Regions from separate parts of the Homo sapiens genome. Here region 1 is linked to region 2. The links are chromatin loops, found by intact Hi-C in ENCODE. Cell type or tissue: heart left ventricle. All regions are shown on one strand. Links, peaks and the distances in the headings refer to the core of each region. The heading gives the core; the rest is flanking DNA.

Region 1 (4,397 bases), core at 145-4,144, 99 kb before region 2:
GTGAGTCAGCCAGGCTCCTCTGGGAGAATCACTTGGGGAGGAGGAAAAAACACCACAAACCTGCAAACCTAATGCTCAAGTCAAGCCAAAATGGGAGCTGAGTTTTTTCCTTAGGACAAGGGAGGTGTACTGGGGTCACCCAACACCACCTTCAGGTAGGATAATTCACTGGCATGAGTCACAGGCGTTGGCACAGGAATGCGGTAGTACTCACAGCTATGACTGATCACAGTGGTGGAACACAATGCTAAGTCAGCAAAGGAAAAAGGTGCAGGGGTGAAGTCCAGAGGAAACCAGGGGCAAGCTCCAAAGAACTCTTCTAGCAGAGCCTCACGGGACGCGCTTCATCCCCACAGCAACGAGTTGTGACAACTCTTGTGAAATTTGTCTAACAAGGAAACTCATTAGAGACTTGGAGTCCAGGGTTTTTCTCGGGGGGTGGTCACATAGGCACTCTCTGCTTGGCAAGCAGAAAATTCCAGATTCCCAGAAAGAAAGCAGATATAAACCACACTGAGACAGCATAAACCACACTGTTTGCACAGTTTAGGTACACTGAGTCACTCTTACCAGATCTGGGAACGGTGGCAACCCTTCCAACATCCAAGTTCCCAGATGCAAGCCCGGGACTTACCCTGCAGCAGGCTTTTCTAGGAAGAGAAGTCTCAGGCGTGCTGTGAGAGCTCTTTTCTACACAGGAGGCCTTACCTCGGGGAGCCAGGCGACATTAGGTAGCACTGCTGGGATTGTGGAATTTTGTTCTTGTGGGGCCCTAACTTCAGAGGGCCTGGTTCAACAATGGGTACTTTTTTAAGGACTTCTGGACTGCGTTCTTCCCTGTGCCAGTGTGTTCAGTGGTGCAGACTGTCTTTATAAAGCCCTAAGGCATTGTGGCATGACTTCCTCTCTTATGCAATGGTGTGTGTACTCTGGCCCAGCTACCAAGTGTTACTTCCGTGTATTTTTACAGGACTCCTGAGAATCGTTCCAAGTGAGTTCACGGGAGGCTCTGTGTGAATCAGTAAGGCACATTAATATTGTTAAACGGGCTACGAGGTAATTTGCCTCCCATTGTCTGGCAATTTCTTTTATTATTTGGAGATGCTCTAAGCCAGTCTTGGCTGGGAATTGCAGAGTTCAATTTTATGTCCAGAGGCTTGGTCCCCAGGTTCCTGGCCTGGGAGATAATGGTAAGTGATTCATGGATTCTTGAATCTGACAAATAAATGAGCCTAGGCCCCTTATTTTACAAATATAGCAGTAAAAATATCAACAACACTACCACCAACCACCCCAATTTCCGGTTTTTATTGTGTACTTCATATCGACCCAGCACTGTGCTGTATCTTCATTCTCTCATTAAATCTTCACAGTAACTCTTCAAGGAGGGCAATGATTTAACAGATGAGGAACCTGAGGCGCAGAGAGGTTAAGTAACTTACTCAAGGTCACCCAGCAAAGAAGTGGCAGAGCTGAGAGTGGAAAAAAGCCAATTCCAACTACCTTTAACATTGACAGCACTTCCAGAGAGGCACACAGATTGCTTAAGATCACCCAAGGCCACAGAAAGACTCAGTGATGCAAGCAAGTGTTAAATCCAGAACTCTTGGCTCTTTCTTAAGCTTCCTTTGCTTTAACCATGTAGCCTTTTATTCAGTTGTTTGCAGTTTAGGCTGTAGTTAGTACTAGCCGTAACATCAATGCTTCTGGAGCAACTCATAACAATTTTGATCAGACTCATCATCTCATACCAATTGCAGGAGCTTCCTAACAGGCCTAGCATCCTCTAGTCTAATCCCTGAAATGTCCTTCACACTGCACCTATGAAGAACATTCTTAACCACAAATTAGAGCTATCAATTCCGTGCTAAAACCCTCCAATGGCTCCCCAGTGCCCATGGAATTTTGTGTAGACTCCTGAGGCTGGCAGGCAAAGCCAGGTACAGGCAGCCTCCAACCTTCTACTGGGCCACCTTTCAACCCACTGCGTCTTTTATACCTCCTGTGTGGCAACCTGTGGTCTCCGGTTTCTGCACCTTCAAGAATTCTGTTAACTCTGCCTGTCGTCCTGTAACTGAGCCCACTCCGTCTGCCCTTCTTGCTTGCTTGACTTGGATTCCACAGCCTTTCTTGGCTTCCTATTGTCATGGCATTTTTATTCCATGTTATAATTGTATGTTTACTTGACTACTGTCTCCACTAGATCTTGAACTCCTTGAAGGCAAGAAACAGCAGAATTTGTATCTAGAAGAAAGGATGGGAAGCTGGGCCCCTGGTAGTGAGGAAGCAGACCTGTAAAGTCAGATAGAAAGATACAAGAATGTGCCTCGTGGCTGTTGGCTGAATGAAAAAGTAAAACAAGGAATCCCAAGTAAGATAGGAATGAGTGAGATGTCCCAAAGCAGGCCTAGAGGTTACCTACCACAGTGATCTTAAAGCAAATTTTTATTGCAGATTGTTTTCTTCAAACAGGATCGAGTTCTCCCAACACATAAAAGGAAAGCTCTAGGTAAAGGTTTATATCTCCAAGCCTTCATGACTTGGCCTAAATCTCTCCTCCTTCTTGAAGCCTCAGGTCACAGTGCAATTGTGATGGCATGGGCTCTGTAGTTACGTTGATTGTGTCAGCAGGGCAAACTTGCTGCTGTAATAAACAAGCCCTGTATCTCAGTGGCTTAACACAGTGAAAATTCCCATTTATATCACCTCATTTGAAGGAGATGAGCAGGAACACTCTGCTCCATGAAGCCATTCAGGGACCCAGGTTCCTTAAGTGAAGTGGTTCCACCATTCTCTAGGACTTTGGAGTCCTCTGCTAGATCCTCTGTGGCTGGCCAGCTGACAGGAGCAAGCGTGGAGCAGGCAAACACATTCTCAGCGTCTTGGTGGAGGTCACACATGTCCCTTGTACTTACACTCCTTGCTTGAGAAGTAGTCATATGGCCCCACCTAGATGCAAGGAACTGGGTAAGGTGGCCTGGCAGTATGTCCAGGAAGAGGAGAGCACTGTGAGGTCTAGCAGGCCCTGCAGTTCTACCATCTTTGGCATGGCTGTGGGATGTGTTTCTCCACTCCAGACTTCTCTGTTGTGAATGAAACTTCTCAGGATGGCTACAAGGGTTGAATGAGATGAGATATCCAAATGTCTGATACATACTTAGCAGTCAACCAATCTTCATTCCATGTCTCCTCTTCTCCCCTAAAACAGAGGTATTGATATCATCATCTTTATATTTTCTACACTTAGAGTTGGAAAAAAGTAATGGTTAAGAGATGGACTCTGGATCCCTGCTCACTGGGGCTGAGTCCTGGTGACATCGCATGCCAATGGTGTGAGCTTGGGAGGGCCCCTTGTGGCTCTGTGGCTCAGATACCACATCTGCCCAAAACAGAGGTAACAAATAGTACCCTTGTGGAGGGTAAGAAGTGAGTCAGTATGCCTCCAGTTCTTAGAATAGTACAGAGCATATTGTAACTATGATGTGTGGGTTACCTGTTTTATTATTATATGGTTACTGCCACACAGCAGAAACTCAAAACGAATTCTTATTTAAGCACCCATTCTGTATCATGCATGACCAGTCATGTTTTGCCATAGGTGAGGTTCACAAATCTCAAGCTTGGGGAATGTTAGTGCAGTGAATTCTCTGAGCAAACTTCATCACTGGCTTCAGCCTTGTGGTAACAAGGCCTTTCACCTGGGCTATTGCTGAATTCAGACCTGGAAGACAAACGTTCAGTTGCCAAAAGCATTGGGGCAAACAGCTTTCGGGGAACTTTTGAGAAAAGTGTTCCTGCAGGGGGCCTAGGCTATGCAGCAAGTCTTCTGGCCCCTCCAGAGTCTATAGAGGCTTCTGTCAGCCATTTCCCAACGTCACAGTAAGAAACTTCCACAGACTCCCAAAGCAATGCTTGGTAGTGGGTGAGCTGAAAACCCTCTCTTTTCCCACCAGGCTCCTGAATGCAGTGCAACACAAAGGAAAAGACAAAATTTCCTCCCAATCAGCATCCTTTTCATTTCCTTACATTAATTCCAGGAAGCCAGTCATTACTGAGGCCTTCCAGGGTGGGTATTAGCCTGACTCCTTGCAAGACAGCTGCAATTGCTTGAATTACTATAAGAGTGCCATAGGGAGCAAGTTCACGTGCAAGAGTGACCTTGCACATGTGGAGGTCTCCTGTTTATCAGGTGGCAGGAGGGGTGTCTGTGAAGTCCTGGATACTCATTACTTATGCCAGCTTCTCTGAAGGGTCTTTACTCTGTACATACTTGCAGTAGTTCCTGGGGCAGCCTCTACCCCCTGTCTTGCTGTGGCCCCTCTAATCCTTGCGCTTAGCAATCATCACTGTTTCTCCCACTAGACTCTGTGCTCCTTGGGGGTGGTTGCTGCTGTATT
Region 2 (4,397 bases), core at 161-4,160:
CATCTCTTTAGAGGAGCATGTCCTTTATCATGCCAAAGGGGGCTGGATTTTAGGAGGTCATCATGCAGCTCTTCACTGACATTTTACCCATCTAGAGAATATTCTTCACTGACATTTTACCCATCTAGAGAATATTTCCTTCCTAGATTTTGCTTCCCTGTCATCTTCCTTTTAATAAATAACTCCATCCTTTGAATTCTCACCTAGTCACAAATGATGAAATATGAATGCCCTGTGAAACAGGGCCATATTGTCCCCAGGAGTTCGGATCAGAGAATTGGCTTGAATCTCCAATCTCTTACCATGACATTTAAAATGTTTCAAAACCATTAGCAGTCATCTCATTACCCCAGACATGTGGGAGTTTGCAAGGCAAAGGAGAAAGGACATTCAGTTGACCAGTATAATAGAGAGGAAGACCTTAATAATAAGCCAATATGTTCAAAAGAAGGCATAGAGCTCCTCACTGTTTCTCAACCTCCAATATGCAAAACAAACATCTGGTGGAGGGGAAAGTTGGGTGGCTTCAGAACCTAGTAGAAATTTCCAGATCTTGGAATCAGATCAAACTGGATTTGAATCCTGGCTCCGGCACTTCTTGGCTGTGTAGCACTGAGCAGTGCACTCAACATCTCTGAGCTTCAGTTGTCCTCTTTATGAAATGCTTGTGTCTCTTCTTTTTTGTAGCTATGTCTGTGCCTCACATTTTGGGCACACAGCACACAGTTAGGCTCCCTTCCAAATGGAAAGAGAGGGCTAAAATTAGAGAGTTATATTCTCTGACCTTGATGGAGTAGTTCATTTATTTTCACTCTTGCTCACTGATTTGCACTGACAAGATTGATGCCCATGCAAACAGGCAGAGGCTTGCAATTGTCTTTCTGACTTCTTGTTGACAGAACATTTCATTTTGTACCTTGCACTTAATGGGTCATTCTAACAAGATGCTTTTAAAAAATAGATACCATAAAAAATGTAGAGGAATGATGTTTTGTCTCTTTCCCTTTCCACTTTGTGGTCTTTTTATTAGAAGAAAACATTTCAACGTTTCACATTCTGGAAGTTTCACAAGATTCATTCTTGTTATTCTCAAGTTATAGACTGCACCCAGTTTTGTTTATTTATTTTTACTTTGAGCAATGGAAAAACACAGTCTGAGATGAAACTTATGGGGGAAGTACGGGAGATGTTTTTTGTTTTTTGTAAAGTATTTTATTGGTGTTGTGAAGAAATCAATACCAGCTCATTAGGGCAAATTTGTAAAATTCGGAAAAATAGAGAGGAACAAAGAAGAAATTACCTACAATCATACTACCCAAGGAAGTTTGGCAAATTCTTCCCTTGTCTTTCTATGCATAGATGTATATTTCTTACATAGTAGCACAGTAATCCTATTCTAAATACGAGCTCTGATCTGCTTTTGTTCACATAATCTTATGTCAGAATGACTCTCCATTTTCTTATTTATTATTTTTTTGTTGAAGTGTATCATATATGCAGAAAATCATGTAGATCATCACCTTCCCTGAATTAACACTAGTGCTGAACGATTTATCCTTCTCCAGTAATTTTCTGTATGATAATTTCCTTAACCATTGTCTGCGGGTGAGGTTGTTGAATGTCTCTGCTCGGAACCTGATGGCAGTGCCATGCTTTCTGGGTTCCAGTCCCAGCTCTGTGTCTTTTTATTAGCCGCGTGACCCCCAAGTAAGTTATTCAGCATCTCTGTGACTCAGTTTCCCCACTTCTAAAAGCCATCATCCCTGCTTCATAGGGATGGGCTGAGGATTGTACCAATGAATATACATTAAGTGATTCCAGCAGTGGCTGGCAAATGGTATACACCCAGTAAGTGGTAACTATTCTTGTCCTATTTAGGTAGATTTCCATAATGTGTGATTTTACATAAGGCTACGATGGACATCCTTGTGGAGAGCAGGATTTTACAGGGGGTCTTGCTATCTTTTGACAGTTGAGGAAACTAAGACCAAAAGGAGTGACTTACTCTGGGTCACACAGTCAGCTGGCTCAGAACCCAAGAGAGTGGGGAAAGAGAACATCATGGGGCCCCTACTGTCCCTGCCACCGACACCCCAAAGTGTTCTACATGGGACCTCATGAATGCTCACATCATGCCTGAAAGTCCAATGACTGCCATTGTTTGAAAGAGGGGCACACTGAGGAAGTGGCTACACTTCTTCCCTTGGTGCAAGAAGACTTCACGGGAAGCCATTCTTATTCATTCCAGACTCCAGAAGCCACTCCTTCTCATCCCGATGCTCTGGCAGGCAGATCATCTTCCTTAAAAGCTGACAATTTTGGGCAAAGTATTCCTTGGAAACCCCAGAAAGGAGGGTAAATGACTTCACAGTCCTGGAAGGGAAGGAAGAGTCCTTTCTAAAATCAGAACTCAGAGTCTCAGCCTCTGGAGAGCACTCCTGCCACTGCCTTTAAGTTTGGACCCAGTGGATCTCAGTCATCTGGACCATGGCCAGTTGGTACCCCGCCATTTAGCAAGCTCTTGCCAGCTCCTCCCATGGTCAGGCTGTTGGCCCTGTGCTGGGCTTACAGAGGGCCTTTGCCATGGTGCCTGCCTGTAGGAGCTCACAGTCCAATGGAGGAGGTTGACTATGACCCAAGGATAAATGATGTTTTGCTGTTCTAGAGGTGCAGGAATCTCTGTGTGGGAGGTTCCTCTGAGCAGGAAGTGATGATTCAGAGCTTGGGTGGTGGATTCTTTCATGCAGGCATGCATTCATCCATTCCACAGACACCTAAGGTGCACTCATACTGTGCCAGCTGTCACAGGTGACGTTGCCGTGATCTAGAGAGAAAAGCAAACCTGGAAACAATTACCACATGCAACACTGAGACGAGCTTCCCTCTCAAATAAGGGGTTCTGGGAGGGATTCCTGGAGACAGGGACCAGGAACCTGAGAGCTGAAGGGCCAGCAGAAGTTAGGTGAAGTGAAGTGCATTGGGTAGTCTGTCCCCCTTTCATCTTCTCAAAGAGCTGGAGATGCAAGGATGGATGCAGAATAGTCCATTGGAAACAGTCCTTAAAATGGTAGCATTGACCCCAATTCCTGGAAAGGCATGAAACTAAATTCAGCATGAGGTTGAGAGTGTGGAATAGAAAAATGTTCTGGGGAGAAACAGCTTTGGCTTTAGGATGAGGCTACTCTGAATTCAAATCCTGATCACCCATTTACCAGCTAAGTGGTCTTGGGAACATTGCCCAACACATCTGAATTTATTTGCTCATCTGTAAAATGGACATAACCATTCCCACCTGTGGTAGGCAAAACAATGGCTCCCCAAGATGTCCACACCATGATTCCCAGAAGCTGGGAATATATTACCTTACATGGCACAAAGGAATGTTGCAGGTGGGACTAATCTTGAGATAGGGAGCTAACCCTGGATTACCCAGGTGAGCCCAATATTATCACAGGGTCCTTGTAAGTGAAAGGGGGAGGCAGGAGGGTCAGAGTCAGAGAAGGAGATGTGATGGTGGAAGCAGAGGCAGGAGTGACGCCATTGCCAGCTTTGAAGGTGAGGAAGGGGTCACACGCCCAGGAATGCAGATGTTCTCTAGAAGCTGCAGCAGGCAAGATTCTGCCCTGGAGCCTCCAGAAGGAACCAGCCCTGCAGACACCATCGTGTTTGCACTGCAAGATCTATTCTAGACTTCTGATTTCCAAAACTATAAGATAATCCACCTGGGTTGTTTTAAGCCACTGAGTCTGTGGTAACTCGCTACAGCAGCAATAGGAAACTAATACAGCATCTGACAGAATTATGGAAACAAAATCCAAAGTGTGTGAAAGCCACTCCCCTGTTCCTCACAGAGCATCAATATAAGGTAAGTTCCTTGCACTTTCCAAAGTTATGTATATATAAAAATATCATATTTATATAGGTTATATATATAATATGCATAATATATTATAATGTTTATATATTATGTATTTGAAAACAAGGAAATAAAATATGTAGATATATTTTATATATTTATTGATATAAAATATATAAATATATAAAATTTATAATATATAAAATATATTTTATATATTTATATAATATACAAAATATATTATATATCTTGAAATATATTTGAAAAGAAGGCAATAAATATATTTATATATATACAGTTACATATGTAATAAACACACAAATATATGTCTATATATTTCATCCAGCCCTTTGAAGTGATTGCTTATCCAAAAAGACTTTCCAATTTTTTTCATTCCTCTTATGAGATTTTGACAGTCTATTAAAATGGCTCAGGAGGCTAATAAAGTTGAGAGGGGAAAGACATCTTTGCTCATTTGATCTGCAATTAATTTTGGCTCAGGGCGTCAGTCATCAGCTTGGGGAACTGTAAATAATCGCCA

Evidence for each region. A loop is a pair of places that touch in the nucleus more often than their neighbours do. Peaks named below come from ENCODE experiments on the same cell type or tissue, not always from the same donor. Only the 100,000 strongest peaks of a DNase experiment are listed, where the experiment ranks them.
Region 1: a loop joins it to region 2, with 2.0 times the contacts of the local background. A loop is called at or near these places in 40 of 110 quality-filtered maps.

What each region holds. Positions count from the first base shown.
Region 1 is chr4:10,002,930-10,007,326 of GRCh38, reverse strand. The region is part of intron 2 of SLC2A9 (solute carrier family 2 member 9); the gene reads left to right. SLC2A9-AS1 (SLC2A9 antisense RNA 1) reads right to left here. Exons shown (of 4, transcript NR_183862.1): 4 at 2,428-3,199. LOC124900664 (a long non-coding RNA gene) reads right to left here and starts at 847. Exons shown (of 2, transcript XR_007058026.1): 1 at 635-847. RefSeq lists enhancers at 1-333, 193-1,392, 3,033-3,192. In heart left ventricle, for the core only: no CTCF peak of the experiment used is centred there; no DNase peak of the experiment used is centred there; H3K27ac peaks cover 687 bases.
Region 2 is chr4:9,903,524-9,907,920 of GRCh38, reverse strand. All of the region lies in intron 8 of SLC2A9 (solute carrier family 2 member 9), which reads left to right. Among named protein-coding and RNA genes, the nearest start is that of SLC2A9-AS1, 82 kb to the left of the region's middle. In heart left ventricle, for the core only: no CTCF peak of the experiment used is centred there; a DNase peak (open chromatin) is centred at 2,540.